Regions from separate parts of the Homo sapiens genome. Here regions 1, 2, 4, 5 and 6 are each linked to region 3. A link is a loop called in an ENCODE intact Hi-C map of the cell type or tissue named here. Cell type or tissue: heart right ventricle. All regions are shown on one strand. Each heading gives the region's core, and the rest is flanking DNA. Links, peaks and the distances in the headings are about the cores only.

Region 1 (5,022 bases), core at 668-4,667, 84 kb before region 3:
CGAATATGCCAAAGCTTAAGAGCATCTAAATAAAGCTTTGCTGGTACCTTAGCCCATTTCCTAAAAGAAAAAGAAGAAGACATCTGAGTTAAGATAATCACAAGCTATAGCAAGTTGTGGTAAAATATATGTACCTTAAATGGTAGAATATGTAGTGAAATAGAGTTGTTTATGTTTGTTTGTTTTTCTCCCTAGAAAATGTAAATACAGACTTCTATCACTTACCAGCTGTTTGGGAATAATTATGTAATTTCTCTGAGCTTTAATTTTCCCACTGTAAAATGAGGTTAATAATATTTACTTCACATTCCTATTGGGAAGATTGTGTGAAATTAGTTAGGTAATTAAATAATTAATTTGAGCCCCTACTGTGTTCCAGACACTTCCTGGATTCTGGGGAGAGGGCAGGGCCAGAATCTCTGCTCTCATAAGCCACTAGACCTTACAAATGAGATATTTCAAAAGTGGTAATTATCATAATAATCATCCTTTTCCTCTTACTTAACACTTCCACTCTGTGGAAGCCTGCTTGATTAGAAGAAAACAACATAAAGTAGTAGTACCTTTTTCCATTAAATTCAACTCTATCTTTCAAATGTAGCTTTAGGAATACTAGAAATACCAAACACACCTGAATTAGGTAAGTGTTGAATGCATTTGTGAGATAGAGAAACTGCTTCATAGTGGACAAATGCGCTTTATTAGACCATACAGCTGGTAACTGGTGAATGTGAGAAATGCTTTAAGCTTTAATGAAAAAAAAAAAATACTGCACATGAGAATCTTAATAGACCAAACAGATAAATTTGTATTTTCAAATAATTGTTTTAAAAAAAAAACCACCCCAGATTCCCTTCATATTAATTAATTGATTGATTGGTTGGTTGGTTGGCTGATTTTAGAGACAGGGTCTCGCTATGCTGCCTGGGCTGGTCTTGAACTCCTGAGCTCAGGAGATTCTCCAGCTTCAGCCTCCCAAGTAGCTGAGATACAGACACTTGACACCATCCCTGGCTCAGATTCTCTTTAAATAGAAAGCTCACCTAATGAAATTTTTAAAAAATGTTTTGATTGACAAAGTATCTTTCGACTTTCCATGGACATTTAAATATGTTTATTTAAAAAATAATGTGATCAAATTTAGTTAATTCTGAAGTAATACTTAAAGCAAAAAGGGAAAATAACCCAACCATATGTGCAAGGATATCATGTTTCACAACTCTGGGGGGAAACATCGTTTTGTATTTTGTAAGAATGGTGCCACCTGGAGTTCTTCAAGTCGTTGTGGCCAAGCATACGTATCCAGTACAAATTTTTGGAATAGGTAAGTGTTATCTAGAGAGTTATTCTGTCTTTCTTTTTCTCCTCCTCCTTTATTCCTTTCTTTTCTTTCTTTCTTTTTTTTTTTTCTTTTTCAGAGCACATGCCGTCAATGACACAGCACCCTTTACCTTTGGTTTGGGCTTAGAACATGGGATTTGTAAACTTTTCTGTTTTCCCTTTAAGGAAGGGGAAAGGAACTACCTTTTCCCTTTAAAAACAGCACTTTCTCTGTCTCTTTTCCTAAAGAGAGCTAATTAATAAATAAACTTGCCACAAGTTGTTAATACATTTGCCCTCCCCACATCCATGAACACATTTATGTGCATAGATATGTATATTTGTGTTACACACACACACACACACACAGAGTGTAATATAGCTCACACAAAGTGACAAATCTCAAAGGGAAGCATTTTAAATAGTGGAAAGGGGGAAGTAGAGGAAATATTTTGGTTTATGGACCTTTCTGTTTCTCAAATCAGACTACAGAGGTAGCTGCTTAATCTACCTGTTTATAAAAGAAAAACCCTTGCTGTCATAGTCTGTAGGATGGAAATGTGTAGTGTAGTATCTTACACACATATCTCAATTTTCCTAGGGTAGGTCTTTTGGTATTTGTGGGGTTTATATTTGTTTTTGTTTGTTTGCTTGCTTTTTAATATCTATATAAGGCCTTAGGCAAATCATGCTTACTTTCATTTCATTCAGAATAGCCAGCCAGTTACGTTGTTCAGCAAACGTTGTCAGTGTTCCAGCAATATTTCTTTTTCTTACCATTTGAGACTCCCAGCTGCCAGCACCTGCAAGTGTTTGCTTGAGGGCCTCTTGCCACCAGAGCATGGTTTGTGCCTCCATGTGGCAAGCTGGAAGTGCCAAGAAATTAATGAATCTGGGAGCACCACTCACCCAGAGACCAGCGAGAACTTGTGTATGATATACCCAGTTCCCTTGCACCGGGGTGGGATAACTCTAGGGCCTGGGTTTTACCTGGGTTCCTAATATTACCCAGCAGAATCAAGCTCCAGTTCCCCACAATGGAAATTTGCCTAGTAATGAAAACTCCATTGACTACCTTTCCTTCCCTACCAATGGTTATTGAGATCAGCTCACAGATAAACTGTTCACACTCAAATCCTTGGCTCAGATCTGCTTCTGGGAGAACCCCACATAAAACAAAACACTCTGGCAGAGTGTCCCTTTTTGTGTGTGAATTTAGGTCCTTTCTTAGGATTGTCTTTCTCCCCCCATGCACCCTCCCATGTTGCGCAAACTGGTGTTGAATTCCTGAGCTCAAGCAATCCTCCTGTGTATCTGTGACTACAGGTGGTGCACTACCACCTGTACCCAGCTTTCCAGATTATCTTTCTTTTCAGGAGGTTCAGCCTGCCATGAATACTAACATCATCTGATTAACTGTTTTATGATCCAAGCTAGATTCTCACCTAAACAACTTTAAACAACCCGATAAGCTTTATTTTCAGATTTTTTTTGGTAGGATTTCTATACTTTCCCATCAAGTAAGTGCATGATGGTATCTAAAGAACTCTTATTGCCTTGCTTATCAGTGCAAACAGGTACAATTTGTTGAGCAGCATTTTTCTGACAAGAATTTGTATTTGATTACATATTTTATATTTTAAAGCAGTTTAGTTTTCAAAAGCTCATGCTTCCAAGTAAAATATGCATTTTTAAAAACCTCAAAATTCACTTCTTTATTACCCCAGCACTCAATCTCTGTAATCACTGGCCTATAACCACCGAACATCTTTCCATAATAGCATTTGCAACAGAAATGTAAAGAAGATTGAACCAATTTCAAAAAGATTACACCAAGAGGATTTTTCTTCTGAAAGATTTTTGCCCTATTCTTTAAGACATGCTGTTTCCTCAGGTTATACTCAACTAACTTTCCCATAAAGATAATTTGAAGTATATTCTCTTTTTTCCCAACTTCCCACCTCATGGTGGCAGCATCCAGATTAGAATTACTTTTTTAAATGAATGTGTCTCACAATTAGGCCAACTTAGCACACTCAGAAAGTAAGATGAAATTTCAGAAAGATACCACTACTACAATAGTTGAGGAATCAGTTAACACTGGAAATAAACTTATTGCCCATGTGTATGGATAAATTGTCCTAGAAATATGTATTTTTTACTTCTCAGGATAGCATATGACTAAGTTAACATAATTCAATTTTTAAAAAATATTTTTAACATGCTACCAAGTATATATTAGACATCATTAACCAGAAATGCATAAATAATGTTTAACAGTGTAATAAATAACATATATAATTTAAACATGTATATATAAATATAAAGCAATATATATGTGTGTGTGTGCATGTATGTATATATGTGTGAATATATGTGTGTGTGTGTGTATCCAGCACTGCTCACCATTAAAGTATGAACACTTTATTATTTCACAACTATTTTGATTGGCTCAATATACTATGTTGAACAGGGGGAAGTTTGCTTTGATGTGTCAGTAAGAAACCTCCTCTCAATATGTAAGTGGCAAATCTATACCAAATGGATAACATCAGTCTAGAAAGTGGATGTAAAAATATTCAGAGCAAATTAGCTGTCCCTATACCAGATAAAACTACTCATACAACCATTCTAAATGATTTTCCTTGGTGGATCACTAAGAAAAAAAGTTTTATAAGAAAGGACCCTATCCTTATACCATAGGTCTATGTAATCATCTTTCTAAGAGATGCCTAATTGCTTGAGGTCCTCCTTTTCTGAAACTACTCACCATCTAATTTTGTTACTCCCCAGAGTCTCACCAGAAGGAGAATACCAACAGTTTCTATTGAAGGATTTATTCCTGTCACAAGCCATTTTCCTTTCTTCCCATACTGACTAGAGCTGGCTATTTGGTGAATTCCAAATGAGCTTCCACCTAAGTAGCTGTCTCTCATAATGAGTTTCTGTCAAAGAGAAATCAACATACAGAGAGAACAGACACACACATATTGACTTTAATGCAGTGACAAAACAAAGCATTTGAGTCACTTATTTAAGAACCAGACCTCTGCAAATGGAACTGGCATGTCTAATCCCATTATTGCCAGCTTTCCCACACAGAGGCAGCATTACTGACCTATCTATAACTGTCCAATAAGTCCAGGGCCTTTGGTTTCTGTCCTTGTCAACCTCTAAATATTTCAAGCTGACATCAAAACAGAATAGGCAGGAGATAGAAAGAAACCAGCATCAACATGTATTTGCTTGTAAATATCAATTTGTTTTTGGCTGTAATCATCCTTAAGTGGACTTCTGTGACATGATCTGGGCTTTTAAAAAATAGCAGAAACCTGGACTATAATATATTTGTAAACATTTTATCCTTTGATTAGTTTTGTTTTGCTTTCACTTTGCTATGTAACTGTGCTGTTAGTCTTAAGATGAACTGGGGTGAGTTCAGGGCTGACTCAAGGAGGCCCATTTCATTTGAGTCACCCTGGGATGAACGAGAAAAGTTGCTGGCCTCAAGTCTCTTACTATCCCTTGGGAACCAAACACATACAGAACTATGATTCATGTCCATCTGTGAGAAGTTGTAGACAGAAGTATAAAGTGCTGTAAGAGCCTGAGGCACAGAAGAGGGAATTGTCTGCAGACAAGGAAACTACCATGAGTCACTTTCTCTGAGGTTTTCTTTTTTACTCAAGTTCTGTAAGTCTA
Region 2 (5,022 bases), core at 558-4,557, 970 kb before region 3:
ATTGATTTTTCTTTTTTAAGAAAAGTTACAATTTAGGAAAGAATCTCCTGGTATCTTAGTTGCAACTATTTTTTTCCTTAAAAAAATTACCAATGTGTTGACTATTATCAGAAGAAATACTTCTCATTCCCTATCAAATCAAACTCTCAAATAGTGACTTATGTTATGTAAATGCTCTCTGTGATAGATATAAAAAAGGAAATTGTAAGAATCCGTGAATACGCGATTATTCTACTGTGCAGAATAATCCTTTTAGCATAGGGTAGATGGTGGATGCACAGGTAAGACCTAAACACAGATAATTAAAGATGCAATTTCTCCCCCAAACTGGAACTGGTAGTGTGACCCAGCTTAGCACTGGTGGCCACCACTTCTGAGCCATTGAGGAAGAGATTGTGATATAATTTGGATGCTCTGTATACAAGACTGAAGGGTAGTAGATGGAAAAAAAGCCAGACACAAAAAGTTTACAGTTAACACATGGCCTTTCTCTTTTCCGTAATCATTTGGCTCATTACCCTATGTTCATCCAACTTCCCCACCAACAATTTTAGTTCACTCTGTCCAGTAAGGCTTTACGCTGAAAAACCTTGGAACTGGTATTGCCCTGTCATTCTTACTAGGGTCAGAACCATGAGACTTCAAAGTAACTAACACACACACACGCACACACACACACACACACGCCTTCCTTTCTGAATCCATCCAGGCATCAAAAATAGAAAAGAAGTAAAAGTCAAAGACCAAGATGAATTTGTGCAGGTTACTGTCTAAAGGCAGTTTAATATTTACGAAATGTCACACACATACACACACACTCACACTCTTTAGGATCCAGTTACAAGCGCTGCGTCATCCGCCAGATCACATGGTAATTGTTGCTATTTCAAGGATCAAGTGGCATAAATCTCCCCCCCCCCACCCCACCCCCTTCCCTTGGTACCATACAGCGTGGAAGAGTGAGTTTTGTGTGATGGAGTGGGACCAGGCTCTCTGATCCAACCCTCTGCTAGCAACTCGGCTGTCGGTGGGGTGGCGCGCGCGTATTCTCACGGAGTGACTAGGAGAGGGGGACGAGGGAGGGGGTCTCAGGGGAGGAAGGGCAGCTCTAATTGGTTTCTCAATGAAAGATAATCACCTACTCCCCAGAGAGGCTGGAGATTAGCACTCTGCCTCTCCTCTCCATCGCTTTTAGACTTCTCATCCTCCCCTCGGTGCTTTTAGTCCATTCAGCAGAAGCGGATCGAAGCAGGAGGCTCCCCGCGCCGCATTAGGGGCGCACTCCGCCGCGCTCGAGTACTTAGCGCCCATTCACTCGCTCACCCGCGCTCTCCGCTGCCGGCTGCCGTCCCAGCCGCCGCCGCCGCCGCCGCCGCCGCCGCCGCCCGAGAAAAAGTTTCGCGGAGGGGCTCAGTGAAAAAATGAGCGAGCTAGAGGAAGACTTTGCCAAGATTCTCATGCTCAAGGAGGAGAGGATCAAAGAGCTGGAGAAGCGGCTGTCAGAGAAGGAGGAAGAAATTCAGGAGCTGAAGAGGAAACTCCACAAATGCCAGTCGGTGCTCCCAGTGCCCTCGACCCACATCGGCCCCCGGACCACCCGGGCGCAGGGCATCTCGGCCGAGCCGCAGACGTACAGGTCCTTCCACGACCTCCGACAGGCATTCCGGAAGTTCACCAAGTCCGAAAGGTAGGCGCGGAGGCCGTGGGCCCGGGCGCTCGTCCCGGCCCGCGGCGCAGAGGCTGGGGGCTCTGGCCGCGGCGGCGGGGGCGGGTCGGCCCAGGGCGCCCCCTGCTCGCTGCGGCGCGCGGAGTGGGGGTGGCCCCGCGGCCCGGGAATGGGAAGTGTTTATTTTTATTTCTGCCCATCACGTGCTGTGCTTGTCTCCGCCGGGCTGGGAAAGGCGAGCTGCACGGGGAGACGCGCCCCTGTGGCGTGGGGGTGGGGAGGAGGACCGCGGAAAGTTTACTCGCGCGGGCTAACTTGTGCCCTCCACACATGGCTGCAGTCGCGCGGCTGTCCTTCGTGCGCCCCGCTGGGAGCGTCCACGCAGGGACCCAACCCTGCCCATCCAGGGGCCTGGAGAGCTTCCCAGCGGCGACCCCCCGGACTCAGGCCACTGGACATGCTCAGTGGGGCTGTCCGAGCCTCCTAGGGAGGGGCGACTGGAGGCTGGACAGGGTTGGGCTCAACTTAGGGACTGAACTTGCCCAGAACCCGAGCTCTGCTGGCGGATGCGGGGACAGGGAGAGGCGGGACAGGGGCTTGTCTCTAGGGCAGGGATCCAGCCTGGAGCGTGGGGGCGAGGAGGGGAGAGGTTTATTCACAGGGTCACTTTCAAGGCAGCTGTGATGTCAGCAAGACATTGCAAAGAAACCCCACCTTCTGGACGTTTCTTTGCTCTGATTGTGCCTCTTCCAGAAGTTCAACACCTAAGGCTGCTCTAGGTTTGGAGTCCGCTCAGTGACCTTGCACCTGAAGCAGATTTGAGGCTGCTCGTCAGCCCTGTCCCAAGGTGGATAGTGCGCCCTCCCTTTTTGTTTTCCCCTGAGTCCCTCCCTGGAAAAGTTGGGATGAAGAAGGCGGAGGGGTGAGGGTAGGCTGTTTCTCCGGACGCCTCTGGGCTCCTTCCTTTCCTCCTCTCCGGCACTTTAAGAGACAAATCCTGCCAGTTCAAAGTTGTATGTCACTCCTTTGGGGTGTGCAGAGGAGGCTGGGTGGATTTTGGCCACAAGTAGGAAGCTTTTGCACTCCACTCGTCGCCTTCACCGGAGAAGGCTGATCGATTGGCTGCAGCATTAAAGCGCCTCTGGACATTAGGGAGAGGAAGTGCAGACTCCAAAGCCATTACTGGCTTTTAGTCCCTGGAAGTGCAGGGCCGAAAATGCATTTCTCAGGATATTGAATATTCCATTAGGAGTGCCTTCATGCCCGCCTACCTCTCTTAATCTTTCCCTCTTCTTAGATCATTTGCTGTCTGAGTTTGGGGCCCTCAGGGGACTCCTAAACTAGTCCCCCTCTCTCCGTTTAGCTCTCTCACTTTTGAGGCAAGCTCTTCTGAAGAGCATGTCCTTTCCACTGTCCCCATCCAGGTCAGCTCCAGGGCGCTTAGTGTCTGCCACTGGCCCACTGCACCTCCTCCGTGTCTGCCTCTGGAGTCCCTCTTGTGTATTGATTATATGGGATGGGGAGCCAGGGAGGCTGAGCAGCGGTTCAGAGTTATTAGAAGAAGACCAGGAGCTGGGAGCCAGAGTGGGGAGAAAAACAGGAATCAGGCAGAAAGGACTCCTCTTAAGGAATTGTGGGACCTTCTGAACAGCCATCTCAGAAGACAGCTTTCAGATTTCCTGAGTGACATAGTGACATTCCACTTACGAATTAACACTGTGTACATGGCACCTTTGGGCCCATCTTGCCTTGAAAGTCCCTGTTGGATGGAACAGTGGCATTTTCCTTCCTTTTCTCAGGACTGCAAACAGACCTAATATTTGGCCTTGCCCTTGCCTGGGAAGCTGCTGCTGAGTCTTGTCTCAGCCGGGCTGTGCATTCCGAGCGGCTGCCCTGCCCTGCGCTCAGCAGCTGGAATCAATCTGCCCACCTCCTTAAGAAGCCACTTCATCAGCGGTCACCCGGCAGCTGCTCGCCTCCCAGGGCTGCCGGGCTAGGGCTTTATCGCATTTTTGAAATTTCAGATTTCTGTGTCTGGGCTATGCCCCTCGAACAGTAACAGCACCGCTTTGCAGCAGGGAGGAGATTTCACCAGGATATGGAGGGGACAGGAGAAAAGCCCTCCTTCCCAGAGTCCACTGTCATTCAGGATTTGCTCTCAAAGAGGCAAGAAATCTCTAAGAATGAAAGGAGGTGTTTTGTTGTTGTTGTTGTTGTTTGTATGTACTGGGAGGAAATGGCTAATCTTGGGTATGCACACATCATCCTTCTTCTGTCCTTCTCTCTTCCCCTCCCTTTCCCAACATTTTCATGTTAGGGGTAGGAACATTCATCATGAGTGGATCATGCGCAGTAGCCGTCAGTGCATATTTGTGTCTATAGCAAATAGCTGGAGTACTTTTCTACTTCCTCTCTGTGCTGATTTACACTGGGAGTGAGGGTAAACTTTTTCCCACTCAGCGTTTAGTTTCATACTTTCAAATAGAAGTGTGGAGTTTATTTTCAGCAAGCTGACTCATTAGAGTTTAAAAAGTTTTGACAGGTATAATATATGGGGAGAGTAAACATTAGAATTATGTACTCTTCTTGGCACTTAAAGAGACAGTACTAAATTGTCCTTGGCTAGATACCTTATTTTGGCCAAGAAAGGAAATAATTTATTAAAGGATTTCTGGGATACAATATTTAATATGAAACAAGATACTTTTAAAATAAAAATTGTTTAAAAATGTTCAGATAAGGATTTGACAAGTAGATATTCCATCACCTCACCTGTAATTTTTTTTTTTTTTTTTTTTTTTTTTGAGGCGGAGTCTCGCTCTGTCGCCCAGGCTGGAGTGGAGTGGTGCGATCTCCGGCTCACTGCAAGCTCCGCCTCCCGCGTTCACGCCATTCTCCTGCCTCAGCCTCCCGAGTACACCTCACCTGTTTTTTGTAAAAGGCTGTGCCGTTCTGAAGGGCATGCTGGGGCTGAAACAGAATGCGTTATTGCAAAGCTTGTGTTCAGTTATGATTTCTGTAGCATTTGAATGATAACTATTCATGCTACAGATTCATTTCAAACTTTATCAAAATACCCAGTTTTTATACCAACAAGAACAGAAATGTAGCCTGAAAGTGCAGTCGGCCCCTTCTATCCATGGGTTCCACATCTATGGATTCAACCAACTGAGGATCAAAACTATTCAGGAAAAAAAAAAAAAAGAATGATTGTGCCTGGACTAAACATGTATAGCCTTTTCTTCTAAACAATACAGTATAACAACTATTTACATATAATTTATATTGCATTAGGTGTTATAAGTAATCTAGAGATGAGTTAAAGTGTATGAAAGGATGTGTGTAGGTTTTATGCA
Region 3 (5,022 bases), core at 621-4,620:
GTTCCCTGGAATGAAAATGTACACTTATTGTGATACAAGAGAAATTGTTTAACCAAATCTATCATCCACAAGAATTGCTATACTTCCTACCTTATTTAATTTCTCCCATCACTCAGGCCTCCTGGGCCATTATCAGGGTAGTTCTTATGAAAAAACAAGTCAAGAAAAAAGACCTTAGAACTTTTAGAGAATTTGTGATTGTAGAAGCAAGGAAAGGAACAAAAAAAGAAAATCCAGGATAGATGAACGAAGTTGATATGTTAGTGTGTGTAGATGTGTTTTGGAACTAGGGGCAGGGGTTATGAAGATTCAGAGGGATACAGATACAAACTGGACCAGAGTTTTTTTTAGGATAACTTGGTCCTTTGTGGCCTATGATGATCTTCAAGTATTTCAAGGAATAGGTCGTCCATTGTTGTTCCTTTTTTTTTTTTTTTTCAGTTGGACGTCTACAGAGTATTTTTTTTTTTTTGTCAATGAATATGTGTACACATGAGTGTTGGAAGGGAAGAAGCCTATGTCAGGGGAACATAAATTACTAAGGCAATTATATATATTTTTAAATAAAGTATATTTCCTGGCATTTCAAGTCCAGTAAAATGGTCTGACATAGAATCAGGCTACAACTGTTTCTGATTGCTGCTACAGTGCATGGCCAGAACTATTTTGTTTAACAGCATCAAATATTAGTAGTTCCACTTTAATCAGGACATAAAGTCAAACAATGTTAGAGGTAGAAGGCATTACCTGGGCCTTCTAGTCCAAGCCCAATATTTTACAGATGACTATGTTAAAACCTAAATGGTGAGTGATGTGGATTACCTGTGCCAAATACTGTAGTCAGTGCTTTATGGCCATTTTCTCACTTTGTCCTCACAGCAGTCTTGTGGCATCTATTGTTAGATGAGTACGTGGGGCTTAAAAATTACACTACCTTGCTCAAAATCTTAAGGTTACTTAGTGGTAGAGCTGGAATTCAAAACCAGACAGACTGATTTTTAGACATAATTTATTTCAGGTGTAATTCAGTAATTAAAGATGAATGACAGGCTCTTCTCTCATAGACTAGACACTCAACATGTTGTGATAGTGTTATGTGAGAAATGTGTACAAATATGCAATCACAGAGTAATTAATCATCATTTTACGATAATTGGAGAAGATTTTGTAGAGGAGAAAATAGTTGAGCTGTGCCTTGAAAGATATCTAGGAATTTGCTAGGCAGTCAAGGATATTACAGTTTGTGAAACCTATCAAAGAGTGTCATGTGGATAGTTCTAATAATATTGAGTACTGCTGCGCAACTGAAGGTGGAAATGTAGAGTACGTTGAGGTAGCATACAAGAGACAAGACTGGAAGGGTAAGCATTGCTTAGAGTCTTGTATCTCAGTTCCAGCTTTGATGCCTCCTAGGTTGGTCACAATTTTTCTCCTTCTCCCCAGGTACTCACTGCTCCAGTTGGGTTTATTCAGTCTGTTGAGTGAGATCTAGGCAGTGAGTGTTTGAATTAGGGCAGGAGTCATAGGGTTTAAAAATTAGAAATAGAATAGGGAGAGAGTTTGGAGGTAAAATTTGTTGGGCTCAGTGACTGATGAAATGTCAGAGGTGAAGGAGATTGAAGTATAGCAGATGATGCCAAGATTTCTAACTGCAGAGAGCCAAGTGGGTGGTGATGCTGTTACTTAGGATGGAAAAAGTTGGAAGATAATTGAATCTTGTGTTCTCTAAATTCATTTCATATTTCCCTGAGTTTTAATGTAAGGGAAATATCTTTCTACTTTGTTTCACATTAAGTATAAACAGAGCTATCACAGATTGAAGATATCAAAATTATGCATATTCATGTATGTACATGATTAGAAATATGTGTGATTTTATATATTCTCCTAGTAGAATCTAGGATCCATTACAGTGTTCTATAGCTGCAGAAACTTCTAGACATCATCTAATCAAGAAGTCAAAAATTTGTTCCCAAAGACCTTTTTACTTTGGTTTCCTTTTTTTTTTTTTAAGCCAAACCAACCAGAAAACAAACAAAAACATTGAAAAGGAAATTATTTTGGATGGGTACCATTTAGCATCCTTATCCTCTTACTTTAGAACCTCTGAACTCATTTAAATGAGCTACCTGCTCTAACAGGCACTTGAGTTTTCTACCCTTGAGCTAATTCAACCTTCTCATTGACTAGATGTGAAACTGGGTTAGTTTAACAGACTTTGGAAACAAGGTATGAAGGAGGGAAAAAACAGGAGCAGTAGTTATACAACAAAATAGTTGCATAACTTATATAAACTATAATAATTATAAGACTATAAAAATATTTATGGGAGTAAGATACTTTTAAACAAGATGGGATATTTTTTCCTGCCCCCTCCCCACCACACCCCCCACCAAAAATAACCGTTTTCTATTTTTTCTGTTCATGTAGTGTCACATTGATTCTATATCGTTACCCACAGTGCCACCTATTGGTAAAATAAAGACGACGTAACCAGTTTTTCTGTAACCCATATTTGGTACCAGAGTCTTAAGAAATCTGCCCTGGATTTTCGCAGGCAGATGTTAGAAAGCAGATTGTCTGTGATCCAACTGAAATGGGAGATGAATCACGTGTTTTATGCAGAGATGCTCAAGCTTGTCATTTAGAAGAACTCCAAATAGGATCTCAAAAGCATGATATCCGACTTCCCCAGTTCGTGGTTCTGCCAACAAAGAGCCTGTGAAACTGCTTAGGGATTCTAAGAATTTAGATTGTTCCCACATATTGGGATGCAAATTGTTTTATATGCCATGCTACTCAGGCGTGATTGTTGCTTTTTAGCGACAGCAAGTTGAAGTATTGAGCTCATTTGATATGTGTTCTGCCAGTCTTCATGTTATCACACAGGCTATTAAGTGCCAAAAAAGGCATTAGTTTCACTGAATATATTTAATTTTTAAAAGTTAGTTTTATAAGGTTAGTGAATGTAATTTTCTCTTTCTTCATTATAAGCTTTTCTAGAGAAGGATATTATTTCTACAGAACTAACATAATACCAAATACAGTTGTCTTGATATTGTGGGGGGAGGATTGGTTTCAGGATCCCCTTAAATACTAAAATCCATGCATGCTCAAGTCCCACAGTGGGTTCTGCTGAACCACAGATATGAAAAGTTGACCCTCGTGTCCACGGGTTTTGCATCCCAGGAATACTGTTTTTGATCTGCGTTTGGTTGAGAATGAGGAACCTGCAGATGTGGAGGGCCCACTGTATTTATTGAAAAAAAAGAATCTGCATTTAAGCAGACCTGCACAATTCAAACCCATGTTGCTCGAGTCAACTGTGCAAAGTAAGGTGTGGTATATATGGTTGCAGGAGTAATTAATACATTTAACAGATATCAGCAATTGGTGCTCAAGTGCACATGCAATAACACACACCCAGAAAGGTACACAGTAGAGATGGATGTGGTAAAGTACAAACATTGATGACTTCCCTCTTCTATGCTCTTTGAATAAAATGCTAGATTCATGGTGATTGTTATTTGTTTGAAATCAAAAGATTTAGTCATATCCTCCCTCCCACAAGCTGTTATTGTCCAAATTTTTACGTGTATTACCAGAATGTATTTCTGGTTAGCTTTGCTCACTTTTGAGTTTTTATTTGTTGTGTATTCGATACTTGAGGTAGTTTTTGGAGGCAAGCTGTACTGACATTGTTGCAGCTACTCTTCCAGTTATTTAGAGACCAGGTAGTGATCCCAAGTAAGCCACCAGAAGACTGATCTGTGATATCCACGTCAGGAAAGACAAAATTGTTCCCCAGTTAAATAAAAAATTAAGTAAATAAAAATGGAAAAACTAGCACCATCGGACATCATGCCCTTTTAAAGAAATTGGGGTTTAAAAGCAAGTTGTATTTAGATTGAAGGGCTATGGGGACAAAAATCCAAAATCTATCCACCAAGGAGAGGCAAGTTAAAGGCTTGAAAGCAAAGAGTACACCACAGGCTGGAAGACTCTTGGTTGGGAGAGAAGGGTCAGGAAGGAGCTCGGGAAGAATGATTCTTAAAAACTAGCACCAAGGATGGGTAGGAGCACTAGCCCTGGAGCTGGACATCTAGGGTTCAAATTCTGGGAGCTTTGTCAGATACTGAGGCATTCAGAATGGTGGGTGGGAACACTAGTCTTGCAGCTGTACAGCCTTGATTCAAATCCTGCTTCCCCCTATTATAGCTGTGAGATCTCGGTTTCCTTACCCAAAGATGGGTAGACTCAATTTAGTATGACTGTTCTGTGAATTCCATGAAATAATAAATACAAATAGGATGATCATAGGTCTTGAATGGCTAATTTAGCTCCAGATTTCTTTTTCTTTTCTTTTCTTTTCTTTTTAAAGTGAGATATTATATAAGCCACGATGGATTTGGTAAACCTCCCTTTGATTTGCAGCTGTGGTCATGGTCTCTTCCTGTGTTCATTGAGACTAAATTTGGAGTTCACCAGGGATAATCCTGCTTTTTTTTCCTGACTCTTTCCAGATATAATTTAACTAATGTAATGTCTACCTTTCAAGGACAGCATATTAGGCTTTGACTGTAAAACAAAGTGCACAGGGGAATGTGGTCTAGGCACATGTAGCTCCTGATGTGGAGTGGCTGTAGGAGAAATATTCAGCACTAATGTCCCTACCAATATATTTGTTGGCAGCCACTTGAGCCTAGCTCTATGTTTATATTAATATCTTCAAAATGTTTGAGGCTACAAGGAATTTAATCGGTGAGATGAGTGGGGGAAATGTGAATTATTATGGAGTAGGTTTATCTTAACTATTTTGTGTGGAAAACAGAAGCTGAGAAATCTTTCTAGTTTGAGTTTATCAAGAAAGGCTGGATGCTCTCAGTGTAGTTTTGTCATTTATCATAGTAGAAATGTACACCTGCTTATTTATTTTATGTTTTGGCACAAACTTTTTTTTTGCAATGAATTCTTTCTGTAGCAAAAAGGTAAAAAAAATTAACTGGCGGATTTCTAAAAATT
Region 4 (5,022 bases), core at 562-4,561, 960 kb before region 3:
CAAAGCTTTAAAATATTTGCACCCTGCAAAATGGATATATCCAGAAAATGTATGTCTTTTAAATAGATTTGTTTTATTATATAATGACTGGTAGTAGAAACTAATCTCCCTGTTTTACTTATTGCTGTTCTTAAATAACAGAGTTCGTTTTAAAAATGCTTAACTTTCTCTGCACTGCTCACTAAACATTATTGATGGATCACCAACTTTGGGGTATACTATGTTGATTTTATTTTAAACATTTTAAAATTGTTTCTTACATATGAATATGATAGAAACCCATACTACCTTAGAAAATTATGTAGTTTTAAATTCAATCAATATTAAGTTTATATTGACTCAAAAGTTTTAAAACACTGTAATTTTTCCTGTCCAGTGTGCTAGCCGCATCTTCAACCTTTTTCTAGTACATATTGATTTTATATATTCTTGGAAATTAGTCCTAAGCAGTTAATTTGTTATTCAAGGATTTGATTTGGATTGATTTTGTTATGTATTTGAACCCACTGATAGCACTTTCATGTGCAAGATGATAACATGACTGTGCTGATTTCATCTGAGTGTTTATTTATTAAGGCAAATCCAGGAAGATGACTACTGTAATCAGCTTGTTAGGATTTAGTTTGACTGTTTTATTTGTAATAGGTATATTGCAACTACACTTCTTCAATTATCCTCTCGGACTTATTCCTAATTCAGACTCTCCTTCCTTTTTAGTCCAATTTAGAGAGTACTTTAAAATGTGTTTTAAATTCTCAGATGTGTCTTTATTTGAGTACTCTGACCTCAAATGCTGGAAAAGTACTGGCAAAAACCTTATAGGGTTCTAAAAATAATTGTATGTTTGCCTCTTGCAAATATTTGTGGGTCTATTTATTCAACTATATGGTACTGTTATTGTCTAATAAGCAAATCTATAAGCCTTTGGGTAAATGTTAATATTTTTCTTGATGCTTCTCATTGCCCCCATAGTGCAGATAATACTAATTTCATGTATCACATGGTCACCAAGGTACTTGGCTACATATGCTAAAAATTTTCCAAATAGAAAATTATTTTGTATCTCAGGTTGTAAACCCTTGGGTAGAAACCAGGTCTGTTTACAGTAAAAATTCCAGCCAAGTAAAAACCTCAGCTTACCATACATTTCTCTTCCCACATGCTACTTTTCAGAGAAGAGGTAAGAGGAGCACTATCTAGAACGTATTAAAAAACAAATTTTAAAAATCCTGAAGCCTTCCCAAGAATAAAACCAGTTCACACTCCATTTGGTCTCCTCTCAGAGAAAAATATCACTCCAAAATACTCAATCCAATATCCTGTGCTTTACTCTGGCAGGTTTAACTGTGGTGCCATGACAATGGTGTGTATTTGATTAGTTGTAAGGTAGAAATGAGTAAATAATGGCTTAAAAATCAAAATTCATGAATAATTTGTTTCTTAAAAAATAAGATTGCGTGCACTCACAGGCACCTCCCGAGGGATAGCCATTTTCTTGCATTCCAGTTGGCTTTCTTGACTGGGAAGATTACAAATACATGGCAGGAAATTGCACATAATCCACAGACAGTCTTGTCTTTTCACAAGAGTATGTTGCACATGGGAATGTCATCTATCTTGTGAATCACTGCAGAAAAAAATGTTTGAGAGCCTCTGATCTGAGCTATGGTTCTGAAAATCAGAATCTTGACTCTGTGTCACTTAACGCTAATTATTTATAAGTAAATGTAAGATTCACTAGATTCTACTTAGCCAGCACCTGAATTTCATAACAATGGTTCCCAAAGTGTGATGTTTATATAATTGGTGGCACCAGGGATGCTTCTATGTGGTAGAGAAGTGAATTTATTTTATAGTTATAGATATTTTAATAAGTGTTGGGAGAAAACATACAACAATCACATCAAATCCATGCTGTGTAGCTATGTTGCTGAGGGTAAGGCTAAGTATTAAGAGTTCATAGATTTTTTTTTTTAAGAATGAGGTGTAAAAATACAGATTGTGCGTAATGTCAATAAGGGTACACAAGAAAGTTTTGGGAAAGATTGTTTTAAAGTCATTTTCAACAAGGAATGAAATGGATTGTTCTCCTGTTTGTGTTTTTGCTCCCCACTGCCCTGTTTGAAGAATTCTGGCCGAGTTCTCTCTGTATCTGTGTTTGAATGACTCCTTGCATGCTGTTTGTCAACTTCTTCATAGGAATTGCTGTGGGGACATAGAGTTAGATGGAGATGGTGGTTTTCATGAAATATATTCTTGCTTTGAGGATAAGTCATTCTGGTTAAAAATTGCTCACATTAATACATCATCAGAAAAACATTTGACTCTCATCCTCCTTCAGATTTATAAACTCTCTTGCCTTGAGACAGTGAGGTCCATGGCTGAAGAGGCCAGCCTAGAAATAATAAAGGATGCTGGGGCACCCACTTCCATCCAGTCTGGGTTCCCTGGGGAGCTCTCACTTCCCGTACTGTCTCCACAGCGAGGCCTCTCATTTCCTCCTCCAGGCTCCTTCTTGATTCCTGACAGTAGATGCCTGTGGCTGTGAAGAGCCATTCCATCATGTGGTATTTTATAGCAGAAATACATGGTGCTTCCCCCGACTCCTTTCTTTGTAAAGAAACAATTTGGAAAAAGTTTGGAAGGGAAAAATCTTTGATAGGATACACATTTATTTTCCCTTAATCTGTTCCCTTTCCTTGTAGAAAAAAAATTAGATTATTCCAAATTAAAACTATGTGTTTTTTGTATTAAATTATATTGTTAAAAGGAATGGCTTTGTTAAACGAGAAAAATATAAGGAGAAAAGAAGTATATTACATACAGGATGAGGAATTTGCAAACATCCACTTTTCTTTCTAGAGCATTGTTCAGGTCATCTCCCCTATGGCTTAAGAAAGGGAATCCTTAAGGTTTGAGTAGAAGTACCCTCCTAAATGTAGGAAAAACAACAAAAAAGAGGTGGTACGGTGGGGAGAAGATAGAGGGGGAGACATAGAGAGATTTCAACCATTACCACAAGATGGCAGCAGAAGTATAATATTTAACAATTGTGGGCTCCACTAGGAGTTTGAAATGGCTTTTAGTTGAATTTTAAAATATATTGTCAAATATATAACTTTCTCAATATCAGGATTTATAAGTTTGAAAAGTGTATTATCAAGTACATATGGTCTTACATTTTTTTCCAGTTAGTAGTGGTTTTGGGGAATATATTTAAAAAGCTAAATTTTCTTCTCGATGTTTGTCTTAAGGAATAGAGAAACAAAGAGTACAGTTTGCATGGAGAGTTCTTTGAACATTGACTCTGGGAAATTCCTAAAACCCCTATGAGGAAACCTCTGGACTTATATTTGGCTGAGAGGAGAAAACAGAGAAATAATGGAAAATTAATAGTAGTAAAAAAAAAAAAGTATGTGTGAGGAGACTAAAGGAATGGCTTCCTATTCACTCCCTTCTACCCCCATAACAAATTAAAAGAAAATTATTATAGGAAAAAATTAGATCAGTTATTAGATGAAACTCATAATAGGTTGCTTGATCTCCTTGATAATTCTGTGATTCTAGAATGTAATTAATTAAATCTTAATGTGGCCTATTGTAATCTGAGATTCCCATTATAAAAATATTTTAATAATCAAGTTAATATGATTATTTATTTACATGTATCTAAATATTTTTAAGAGAATAGCAAAGTGTTTTATGAGATACTCTACTCTGAATATAAACTGCCTCTCAAAAATTTTAGGGTAAAGAGTAGTCTGGCTTATACCACACAGGGTTACATTGTGGGTTGGGTCTAATGGGCTGTACATTTTTGGATCAATATTCCCTCAGAGAGTGCCATTCAGCCTTCCTGTAAAAGGCTATTTCATTCAGTCTGTGACCCCTTTCATGTGAAACCTCCCAGGGGCCTGGATGTGAAGCAGTCTTGCTACTGGCATCATTTGTGATTTAACGCTGAGGAGAAATGTACTTATTTTGGTCTGTCCCAGCAATCAAGGGTCAGTGGTAAAAGGAAGTTGTACTCTGGGTCAAAACAAGTCAGTTTTGGATTAATGCTATTCCTTGGCCTCTTTAATTGGTCTTTTTGCTCAGATACTGTGTTAGATCATACTTAGATAAACAGGCAAGAAGGGAACTTGAGAATTTAGAACAGTTCACATTTTCATGCCCTGTTTGACAATAAGATGCTTTTATAAAAAGTGTTTTGAAATTCTGTGATATATTTATTTGAGGTTATCAATGTATAGAAATGCTCTCTGGGACAGTAGTCAATATGTTTCCTAGGTTAGGAAAAAAACAATGTTACACTGTCTATGACTGCCAGAGAGAACCAAGGGTAGATTGAATGTTGGGTATGCTTTCTCGTGTCTGCAGGGCCAAAACAACAACAACAACAACAACAACAACAACAACAACAACAACAACAGAACACCTAGCCTGCATTGGACATAGTGAAGCAAGCAATAGACAGTAATATCTTTTATTTTCTCTGATCTTTCTAGTTTGTTATCTAGGCCAAGACAAATTCCCGAAGTATAGCAGCAGGGTTTGAAGCATGCTACATTGAAATCCCCCGGTTACCCAGACTCACCATCTGACTCCAGGGCATCACGAGAGGTGTCCACACAAAAGGAGACAGGCTGTGGAATCTCTGGGCTTCTTGATATTAGAGCAATTAGAAAAAGAAGAAAAAGTTTCTGTTTTGTGGTACCAAATCCCCATTTGCCATGTTAAAAGTCCGGACATGCTTTTGTGATACTTATGAGCATACGCTAAATCTCAGACTTGCTGACTTTAATCTCTTCTTAGCCTATGTCTGCTTCCTTGATTGTTTTAATTGCAAAAACAATGTGTGCTGGTTGTCAGATAATAAAAACATAAACATTTTATTTTCTCCTCCCAATCTTTCTACTTGTCTTCCAGCAGATACCCAATGTTAAACTTTCCGTATGTTTCCGTAAATCTTTATATGTAGAGAGAGAACTCACCTGCTTATTTGGAGGGTTTTATTTTTTC
Region 5 (5,022 bases), core at 657-4,656, 540 kb before region 3:
AATCATGGTTGCACCACAGATCACCTGGGGTGCTTTGAAAATTCTTGCTGCCCAGCCCACGTCCCTAAACCAGTGAAAACAGCAAATCCAGAGGTATCATCTAGGGGCTGAGAACCACAGTAGCTATAGGTCAAAGGTGAACCACAGATACATTGATTTGGCTGACAAAGGTTTCACAACTTTTCTTACACTAAAAACATGGGAAGATCTCACATAAAATCTGTACCTTCAGGTTGTATTAGGCCGTTCTTGCCTTGCTCTAAAGAAATACCTGAGACTGGGTAATTTGTTAAAACAGAGGTTTAATTGGCTCACAGTTCTGCAGGCTGTGCAGGAAGCATAGTGCAAGCATTTGCTTCTGCTGAGGCCTCAGGAAGCTTCCAATCATGGTAGAAGCTGAAGCAGGAGCGGGCACTTCACATGGTAAAAGTAGGAGTAAGAGAGGGAGTGGGGAGGTGTCACACACTTTTAAATGACCAGATCTGGTAAGAACTCACTATCACATAGACAGCATCAAGCCTTGAGGGATCTTCCCCCATGATCCAGACACCTCCCACCAGGCCCCACCTCCAGCATTGGGGATTACAATTCAACATGAGATTTGGGCAGGGGCAAATATCCAAACTATATCACAAGTCTTTGTTGAAGAAACAGTATTTCCACCTGGCTGCCATGTGCTGCAGCTATGGCACTCTGTGCCTTTTATTTCTTGTTTGTTTGTTTGTTTGTTTGTTTTAGAAACAGGGTCTTGTTCTGTCACCCAGGTTGGAGGGCAGTGGCATGATTATAGCTCCTGGCAGCTTTGAACTCCTGGCCTCAAGCAATTTTCCCACCTCAGCCTCCCAAGTATTTAATACTATGAGGCACATGTCACCATGCCTAGCTAATTTTTTAAAAATTGTTTTTTGTAGAGATGTTATCTTGCTATGTTGGCCAGGCTGGTCTCAAACACCTGGCCTCAAGTGATCCTCCTGCCTTGGCCTCCTAGAGTGCTGGGATTACAAGAGTGAGGCACTGTGCCTGGCCCCGATACCTTTTAGATAGGTCATAATCTCTCCAGGTCAACCCTGCCTGGAGAGACACTTTCCCCAGTTCCTCGTTTTTCTTCATGGCAACTTTTCAGGCTCTCAGAGCCCTGGTAAGTAGATGAACTGAACTCGCCTTTTTGTTATCTATCCTCCATGTCTGTCTCCTGCACACTTGCTTTGGTGCCCTCTCCAGAGCATCATGTCATAATGTCTCCTCTTGGATGAATGATTTGTAATGTATTCTTCCTTTAAGTTCTTGACTCACACAGGGCAAAGATACTGAATTGTTAGTTTGAGTTATGTTGCCCACTCATTCTAAGATCCCTATTGAAACACTGATATGGAAAAATACTTGTGTAGGAGTCAGGAGCTAGCCTGTTTCTGCTACTTACTGCTATATTGATACTGAACAAGTCACTTAACCTCTCTGAATCTTAGTTTTCCACATTTGTAAAATCATACAATTTGGAGATTGGACCAAATGTCTTTTGAAGATGCGAAGACAGCATCAGCCACCATTACTCATTCACTTCACAAGCTCTATTTATAGAGTGTTTGCTTACTCTGTGCCAGGCACCCTTGAGTGGAGAAGAGATAATGAAAAGGCAAGTTCAGTTCATCTACTTACCAGGGCTCTGAGAGCTTTAAAAGTTGTCATGAAGGAAAGTGAGGAACTGGATCTCCACACATCTCTATTTGCCCAAACAACCTGAGTTGTGCTTGATGTTCAGGCATGATTATTAACCACAATAGTTTCACTCCAAAGTGTTCTGGTTTGGTTAAGAGATCCAAACTCTGTAGTTAGGAAAGGATGGCACTGTGAGGTTTCTGTAAGAAAGGGGACTCCATAGGATGCCACAGCTAGGTGAGTCCTAGACGTTTAGCATGATGGGTAGTACAGAGGGGAGAAAAGCTGTGCCTGCATTGATTATTCACGTGTTTTCATGGGCCAGTTGCCGGCCCCATCCCCTCTGCTTTGCAACATCTCAGAGAAGTCCTGCTAAGCATGTCCCAACTCCAGGCAGCTCCTCCACACAGGGCAGAGTGAATTTGGCCAGACTTGGGGGACTCTTCACATACTTTGTCAGCTCCAACTTCAGCAGCCCTAACAGCACAAGTTCTAGTGATTGTTTTCTGTTTCTAGTCCTTTGTTTCTGTCCTTTTTCATCTTGAATCTTGTATGTTTCCAGGCCTCTGTCTAAGATTCTGCTGCTGAAATTCTCCTGCCTTTCCTTTTTAAGTTTCTTTTTTGTTTTTTAAATCCCTGGTGACCCAGCACTTCACGGGCCACACTCATGCCTGCTGCTGCCATCTAGTGGAGGTACCACAATGTCATGATTGCCTTTATCTGATCAAAACTGGGCTAGGTTATAATTTACTTAAAGGAATTATTCAGACACTGCTTCTGGTTTGAGGGAGGGCGATTGAAGAGTGAAGATGTTTTTACAAAGTATACAGCACTTGATCTCCATTGAAATAGGTTTTTTTTTTTTTTCTGAAAATGGATTATAGAAGCTAACCCTAAAAACACCAATGTACCGGTTCCTTACTTATAGAAGCCAAATAATAGTGGTTTGAAGAGTGAATAACCCAAGGATCTGAAAGAAGAAAGAATAACCATTCACACCCTGTTCAAGCAGAGTTATATTTCTCTATTCAAATCAAGTGTGTGACATCTTGCTTCTTTCCACATGAAGAAGAGATTTTCCAAAATGACACCAGGTTGATCAGCATACTCGATATGTCTGACTTCCTAGCCTGACCTGCAGTAGTTACGCAATCTCTTTCTCTTAATAATGACTTCGAAATTTCACATTGAGAATATAAATTCCATTCTTGCACTTGCAATTGCGTATTTAAAACAACAACCTACCATCTTTCTAATAATGTTGAAGAAGAGATATTTGCTTTCTTCATATCTCTTTGTCTTCCTTGTTCCTCCTTTTTCCAAAAATAGGCATCTATCCTGTCTCCTTTTCCCTATTTCTGGTTCATTCTGATGATTTTTTTTCTCCAGATTTCTTCCTACAAAACCTTCTGTTCACCATAAAGACTCTCAGTGGTTCTCATCTACTTAAGTATTTCAAAGGGATTGAATTTATTTTTCAATTTTTGAGAAAATTTGTTCCTTGTAATGATCTCAATATATTGGTATTCCTCAATATGAATAACAATTGCCAATTAATAATATAAACAAAGCAATATCTATATTATGATGGCTATAGCATTATTATTCCAACCTCCTGAGGGTTTATCTGGAAGGCTAAGATGAATATTTTTAGGACATAGTTCGCAGAGGTCACTGGAATATTTCATCTTCTGTGATTATTTTTTATTTAAAATATGTTGGCCAAAAGCAGATTTTAGAAATAAATGAATAGTAGTTTTACTTAGGGTAAAAATAGGGCATAAATTGAACTATGATCATCATATTAAATTATACTACCATATTATGTTTGCTACATTTGGAGCTGTGTCATGTTTAATATTCCTATGCTGCAATTGTCCTGAGACCATGCTTTCCAAAAATAATACAAAGACTCTTCTGTGCCTTTTGGACTATTATGGTACCTAAATTGAAATATCAAATTGCAGATATTTGAGACTCTGGCATTTTATTGTTGGAAAATACCTAAGATAAAACATACTCTGCTCCCTCTTAATTTTAACATAAAAGAATCTGAAGCCCAGAAAGCAAACTGTTATCCAGGGGTCACATAGCTATCTTTAAACCAGAGTTGAGTCCAGTTCTCTTTGGACCATTCTAGAGTATCATTCATTTTATTTATATATACATGGATATCTATATTAATGTTATATTTTTTCCACATATATTTCATAAATTTTATCTTATGAATTACAGATCTTTCAAATATGATACCTTTCCAATATTTTCTAAAGCAGTAATTTGAAAGAAAAATTCTTTCAAGAACTTTTTAGATTTTTTTTAAAAAAGGAAAGGCAACTATGGCGTTATAATCTTAATAGGTACCTGTGTTAAAATGATTTGAACTGTTGCCTAAAATTAACTGTCTTCTTGCAAGACTGCTTTGGAGGGTAGCGTTGATTATATCCATGTGATCATGTTTACAACATATTCCTATATAGGTACTTCTTGTCATCTTCCATGAAACATTTAAATAAGAATAACTGTGGAACAGTTACATGACCCCTACTAAGATTTGTTGTTATTAATAGGTGATGAAAGACCCCCATGTTTCTCTAAATTGATCTATCTTAGTGTTTATATTTCAAGGGTGCTTTAAGATGACACCATATTGCTTTTTTTCCTGATGCATTAGACTAGCCACAGTAGCAAATAGATCCTTCTGGTGAAGTCAAGAATTAATTCCCTCTTTTAATACCCCAGAAAGATTATTTTCCCTGCTATTTTGTTCTCTAACAGTTCAATTCTGTATTACCATAAGGAATGCGGATATACATTTTTAAAATTATTTTCCTGATTGATTCTTTAATATTCTACTTACACTTTAAATCTTCTGAACAGAATACAGCCCTCCCTCCTTCCTTTCCTCCCATCTTTCCTTTCTCCCTTCCTTCTTCATATACCATTTGTCCTGGCCCCTGCTACGTATCAGGTATTTTGTTAGATGCTGTATTTCTTGAGATTTTGAAAAGATTACCTCATAGATTTGATTTTGTTTAACTCTGAGAACTATATATCAAATTCATGATCATATTCTGAAAATTATGTGATATTTTATTTTAGTCTTTATAGTAATCTCTTAAGGAATGTGCTGAAACACAAATTATTAATGTTTCTGATCATTACCCTAATAGATTGTGCTTAATTAAATTGTTCCAGTTGTGAAGAAAATGTGTACACAACTCGGTAATCAATGTTTTGTCTTTCATGTAACTACCACTATCTATTAAAAAATACAGCTCTGCTACTTTGTATTTTTGCATTTATACAAATGAGATCAATGTTGTCTCATAATCAAGCCAGTTGACATGGTGGGAGAGATTTTCT
Region 6 (5,022 bases), core at 718-4,717, 570 kb before region 3:
TAATTGAGTCTGAGTCCAAAGGCCTGAGAAGTAGGAGAGCTGATGATCTAAGTTCTAGTCCAGAAACCAATGAGCTAGAGGCCCAAGAACAGTGCATGCTTCATTCCAAGTACAAAGGCTGGAAAAGACTAATGTCCCAGCTTAAGCAGTCAAGCAGGAGGAATTTCCTCTTACTCGGCCTTTTTGTGCCGTTCAGGTATTTAATTGATTGGATCAAGTCCACCCACATTCAAGAGAGAAATCTGCTCTACTCAGCCTACCAATTCCAATGTTAATCTTATCCAGAAACACCCTCAGAGACACACCCAAAAAATGTTTGATCAATTGTCTAGGCATCCCATGGCCCAGTCAAGTTGACACATAAAATTAATCATCACAGCACTCTTGTATTCTTATAATAAATCATTTAAGGGAAATCAGTAAGAACCACAAAGTCTTTGTGTTGGAGATAAAAATGGTTACCTGCTTTGGAATATTCATGTTCATTGCTTATCAATTCACCTCTTTCTTAAGACCTCATAAGAAAAGAAAAAACTGTTGGGATTTACAAATAGAATTTTATAAATTGTAATCATAAAGAGGAGTGTCCTCACCCACCAAGCTATTGATACTAGTATATTTAAAAAATAATACATATTGGTCAATGTGACTTTTACAACAGGCCTATGGAGGTACTTATATAGTTTTAATTATTTTACGAATGAAGAACTGAAGGTGAGAGCAGCCAATCATCTGGCACAAGGTCCCATACAGAACTAATAAGTGGCTGAACAAGAAATGAACTGTCTACAGGACAAGCAGCCCCATAAATGTGGGAACTGTGTAGTTCCACAGGGCCCGTGGTCAAGGGGGTCTGCACTTGGTTTAATGTTCTGCAGTGGTCCTCTTGAAATGTTATATATTTTATATATATACATATAAATAAAAATAAGTTTAAATATGTAAATATTATATATAAATATATGAAATTTAAATAAACTTAATATATATATTTAAAGAAGGGGCCCTGCATTTTCATTTTCCACTGGGCACTACAAATTATGTAGCCAGTCATTTTTCTTTGGCTATAAAGTCCTTGCAGTCCATCACACCTCTTTTTAGAGATGAATTCTCCCAGCAGGAATAGTTACTACCTGTTTATTGCCAACCCAATGATGAACCCTTGCTGTTTTCTGCCTGTTTCACTTAGGAAGGCTTGGTACCTGAATTGATATTGAAACATTCATATGACAAATATTCGAAAGGCCAGCTTTTAGCTTTCTGGCTGGTTAAGTGCCACATAGCAGGACACAAAATTATTTCATGTAGTTTGCTAACTCCCTTTAGTTGTTATTTCTTTTAAACATATTAAGTTGTATTTTCATTTCTACACATGGAGTCATTTCCCTTCTCCTCCATTATGTTCTAATATATTTCATTCTATTTGGACTTATCTAAGTTGCACTGGTTTTCTAAAAGTGACTGCTGCTACTGATATATTTTATTATTAATAATAAACATTTAATGTTGGGCATATGGTATGAAGTCATTTTTAAAATTAAATCCAGTTTTTTACTATCTAAATTAAGAATGTCAGCTTTGAAGTTAGTGGGTTGACTGACAATGATATTTTTGTTTTTTCATTTATTTCTTAAAGTGTTTAACATTTAATGTTCTAATTTAAGAGTTGAAGAAATGATGTGGTATATTTTTGAAACTTACTTTTATCAAACCCTAAAATACATTTTTGTTTCAAGCCATATATAAGACCGTTACTATGAGTTGGTGTTTTGAATTGGGACACTTTCTTTTCATTAGTAATGTATATTCCCCCTTTTATTTTAAAGTGTTCCCTATAGCCATCACATATTGCCACAGTTTGGGGGCATATGTGAAGACATCTGATCTGACTCTCTTACTTCTGAGGTAAAGAAACCGAGTCCAGTGAGACTAGCTCAAATAGTGACAGATCAAAGATCAGATGCAAACCCCCTGAATTTAAGTCCAGGACTCTTTTATTACACCACACAAATCTCTTTTGATGCCTAAAATCACTAAGATTTCTTTTTAAATTTTCTGTCCATGATAAATATTTATATAGTCTTGAGCCTCAAGTTAAAGTTTAGCTTACCAAAGGCCCTATGAATATGAGAATCAGAAATCTGGAGGGAAATATTAGCTTTTCAGTAAAAGGGCAACAGTGTTTTTGAAATGTTCAATGTCATGTGAGGAAAAAAAAATTCTGTCTTTCCAATTAAATTCTCCTAACACTCAACGATGCCTCTAGATTGTTTTGGTAACTTTATAATTCTATAACATATTTTATAAAAACAAATTGTCTAGGAAAGTTGTCAGTAAACTCATGTCAAAGTAAGTACACTGTGAAAATAATGTAGTTGACTCTGTACTGTAATAAGGAATACCAACCAGCAAGGTGGTCTGGTTAAAAGGAAGTTTTTTTCTCACCAGCGTTCTAGTTTTTTGGTTGCTAGTGGAAAATAACAGAAATACATTTGCAATAAAGACAAATTATGAATTCTGTGCAACTGACAGCAGATCTAATGAGGGTCCTTTGAAACATGGTAATTGATTCCAAGTTGCTATTGTATTAATACAAAAATAGGTTTCTTCTTAAATCTGTCTATCTAGGTAATGCTTCAGGGATGCAATATAATTGTACTGACCAGGCGTATAACTTGTGATAGCCAATTACAGGATTTTTGTAGGAAAAGTTGCCTCTGATGTAGTTTGGAAACAAGAGTTCTGATTAAACATTCCTTAAGAAACGAGTACAAATCTTTTTAAAAGATATCTTGTTTTTCCTCTTTCTTATGACCAATTTTCATAACTTTTACAGCTTTGCTTCCGTTATGCAAGTGGCCTTTTAATCTTATGCAAAGACATTACTCTTAGAGAAATAACTTTTTTATTCCTTATCCTGGTGCCCCATGCCACAGAATAAAAGCGGTCAGTCCTGGTTAGGAAAAGAACCCCACAGATAGAAAACCTAAAAATAATATTCAAACACCGATCATTCTTTTACACTCCTCACAGTACTAGAATTACTTAACTAAATTTCATCTCTATTGATCACCCCTAACATGCCGCCACAGCTGTACAGTTTCCTTGGTATTGCCTGTCAGCCACTAGGGGGCATCCTGGGGCAGGCAGACAGCTCTAGGTTTGCACTTTCACCCTTCTACTTGGTGGGTGTCCCATCAAGTCCTTGGCCAACTTAGTTAAGCTCCCTTATTCTCAGTAACTTCTTTTTAAAAATTGAGATAATAATACTAGATTAGCTTATAAGTTATTTTCCATATATAGAGAAATAATAATGCTGGATTAGCTCACAAATTACTTCCCATATACAGATGGATTATTGAGTAATACATAAAATGATAAGGGAACAAGAACATCTTGGAACTAAGAAATGTCACTTTCAGTGACTTTTCTGCCAGCAGCCCAATCGGACAGCTGTATTCCATCTTAGATAGGGAGATGGAGGGCTCCCAGAAGGTTGCTTTGACTCTTTCAAATTCTTGAAATTCCCATCTGTGGAAAAGTATGTTTATGGACCCAAATGAATTTCAGTCCACTGGCCATATGCAAAATCTGGCAGAATGTCATCCCTCCCTAATTGCTTGATTCTAGCTAGAGCCAATGTGCTTGGTAAGCAGGAATGTTTGTGGTCGAGGCATTCAGTTGAATAAGCTGAATTAAAATGTTTCAAAACTCCATACACACTTCAGTTGATAGTACAGCATTTAAGGCAGAATCATGTGGAACACATCCAAAGTGCAAAACTCTGTGGGAATTCCACCAAGCCACATACCATGGCTTTATATCTGAAATGACTAACTGGAATCACTGGGTGAGGCTCTTGGCAGTGTCCATTTATGGCCCATAAAGTTGGCTTCAACTTTACAGACAGGTTCATATTCCTGGAAACTGCAGGCTGCTAAATACATTGATATACACATTCATGACATGCGTATATTCATAGGCACTTTGAAACTTGTTTCAAGGTGACAATCAATATGTTTACATACAATTCAACTTCAGGTTATAAAATTATCATTAAGCAATATGTTCATGGGAAAGAATTTTGGAGAAAACTTAGTCTTGACTCCCTAGGATAGCTTTGAAGATAACACGAGTTCATGTGTACCTATAAATATCATTGCAACACTGCATAATACTTAGTCTATCAACAATTTTCTTTTTCCTTTATTATTACATTAGTATACCTAAAGTCCATGGTGGTATTTACTTTCTTAAGGTGAGGTTAAGGCTTCTTCCTTATAACAACAGGTAACACCAACTGAAGTACTCTAGTAGAGGGACTCACATTTATTCAGGAGTTGCCATTTGCTAGGCAGTAAGCATTGATTATTACCACGTATAATTTTGCCTCGAGGGAACATTTGGCAATATCTAGAGACATTTTCATTGTCATTACTGTTACCTACAGGGTAGAGGCCATGGATGGTGCTAAACATCCAACAATGCACAGGAAATCACTCCACAACAAAAAATTATCCAGTCCAAAACATCTATTATATAATCCTATGGTTGAAAAACCCTGCGCAAAGATAATTGGTTTTGATTTAGTCTTCGTAAACATCATTTGAGGTGGATTATGGTGTTATCCTCATTTCTCAGAGGCAGAAATTGTAGCACTGAGAGGGGGAGAGGCTGTCCAAGATTGTAGAACTTGTGGAGGAGTGCAAATTTGGCTTATTCTAGAACCTAGTTTCTTCATCCTTGCTCTCTAAGGGTAGAGTCCGAAACAGAACTCTTTTTTCTGCTTCCAGAACACATTGCTGCCTTCTTAGTTAATTACTAGAATGAATGATTATAAAACTTACCTCCTGCAGAGTGAGTGAGTTTTAAAAATTTGTTTAAAACAACAAAAGAATTCACATATTGTGTAACTTTGGATTTAGGGTACCATTGAAATTGATTTCCTTAGAGGTGTGCTAGAGGCAAAGTTTGCTAATCTGGTTGGTGGAAGAGTACTGGTGGAATCTTTCTTTAGGTTTC

The links. A loop is a pair of places that touch in the nucleus more often than their neighbours do. Peaks named below come from ENCODE experiments on the same cell type or tissue, not always from the same donor. Only the 100,000 strongest peaks of a DNase experiment are listed, where the experiment ranks them.
Region 1: it touches region 3 in a loop (3-fold over the local background); 7 of 110 quality-filtered maps call a loop at or near these places.
Region 2: it touches region 3 in a loop (2.6-fold over the local background); 26 of 110 quality-filtered maps call a loop at or near these places.
Region 4: it touches region 3 in a loop (2.9-fold over the local background); 36 of 110 quality-filtered maps call a loop at or near these places.
Region 5: it touches region 3 in a loop (2.9-fold over the local background); 13 of 110 quality-filtered maps call a loop at or near these places.
Region 6: it touches region 3 in a loop (2.7-fold over the local background); 28 of 110 quality-filtered maps call a loop at or near these places.

What each region holds. Positions count from the first base shown.
Region 1 is chr10:51,874,556-51,879,577 of GRCh38, forward strand. The region is part of intron 4 of PRKG1 (protein kinase cGMP-dependent 1); the gene reads left to right. Among named protein-coding and RNA genes, the nearest start is that of CSTF2T, 180 kb to the left of the region's middle. RefSeq lists an enhancer at 4,856-4,925. In heart right ventricle, for the core only: no CTCF peak of the experiment used is centred there; no DNase peak of the experiment used is centred there; H3K27ac peaks cover 3,168 bases.
Region 2 is chr10:50,989,958-50,994,979 of GRCh38, forward strand. It overlaps a transcript of PRKG1 not described here. Among named protein-coding and RNA genes, the nearest start is that of PRKG1, 82 kb to the right of the region's middle. RefSeq lists an enhancer at 2,006-2,506. In heart right ventricle, for the core only: no CTCF peak of the experiment used is centred there; DNase peaks (open chromatin) are centred at 1,034, 2,064, 2,684, 4,018 and 2 weaker places; H3K4me3 peaks cover 3,790 bases; H3K27ac peaks cover 4,000 bases; H3K27me3 peaks cover 491 bases.
Region 3 is chr10:51,958,125-51,963,146 of GRCh38, forward strand. All of the region lies in intron 5 of PRKG1 (protein kinase cGMP-dependent 1), which reads left to right. Among named protein-coding and RNA genes, the nearest start is that of CSTF2T, 260 kb to the left of the region's middle. In heart right ventricle, for the core only: a CTCF peak has its summit at 2,470 (motif pointing left); no DNase peak of the experiment used is centred there.
Region 4 is chr10:50,998,780-51,003,801 of GRCh38, forward strand. It overlaps a transcript of PRKG1 not described here. Among named protein-coding and RNA genes, the nearest start is that of PRKG1, 73 kb to the right of the region's middle. In heart right ventricle, for the core only: a CTCF peak has its summit at 3,017 (motif pointing right); no DNase peak of the experiment used is centred there; H3K27ac peaks cover 3,545 bases.
Region 5 is chr10:51,420,453-51,425,474 of GRCh38, forward strand. All of the region lies in intron 2 of PRKG1 (protein kinase cGMP-dependent 1), which reads left to right. Among named protein-coding and RNA genes, the nearest start is that of MIR605, 120 kb to the left of the region's middle. In heart right ventricle, for the core only: CTCF peaks have their summits at 2,334 (motif pointing left) and 2,347 (motif pointing left); a DNase peak (open chromatin) is centred at 2,339; H3K4me3 peaks cover 538 bases; H3K27ac peaks cover 2,110 bases.
Region 6 is chr10:51,386,399-51,391,420 of GRCh38, forward strand. The region is part of intron 2 of PRKG1 (protein kinase cGMP-dependent 1); the gene reads left to right. Among named protein-coding and RNA genes, the nearest start is that of MIR605, 89 kb to the left of the region's middle. In heart right ventricle, for the core only: CTCF peaks have their summits at 3,138 (motif pointing right) and 3,338; DNase peaks (open chromatin) are centred at 3,146 and 3,514; H3K27ac peaks cover 1,767 bases.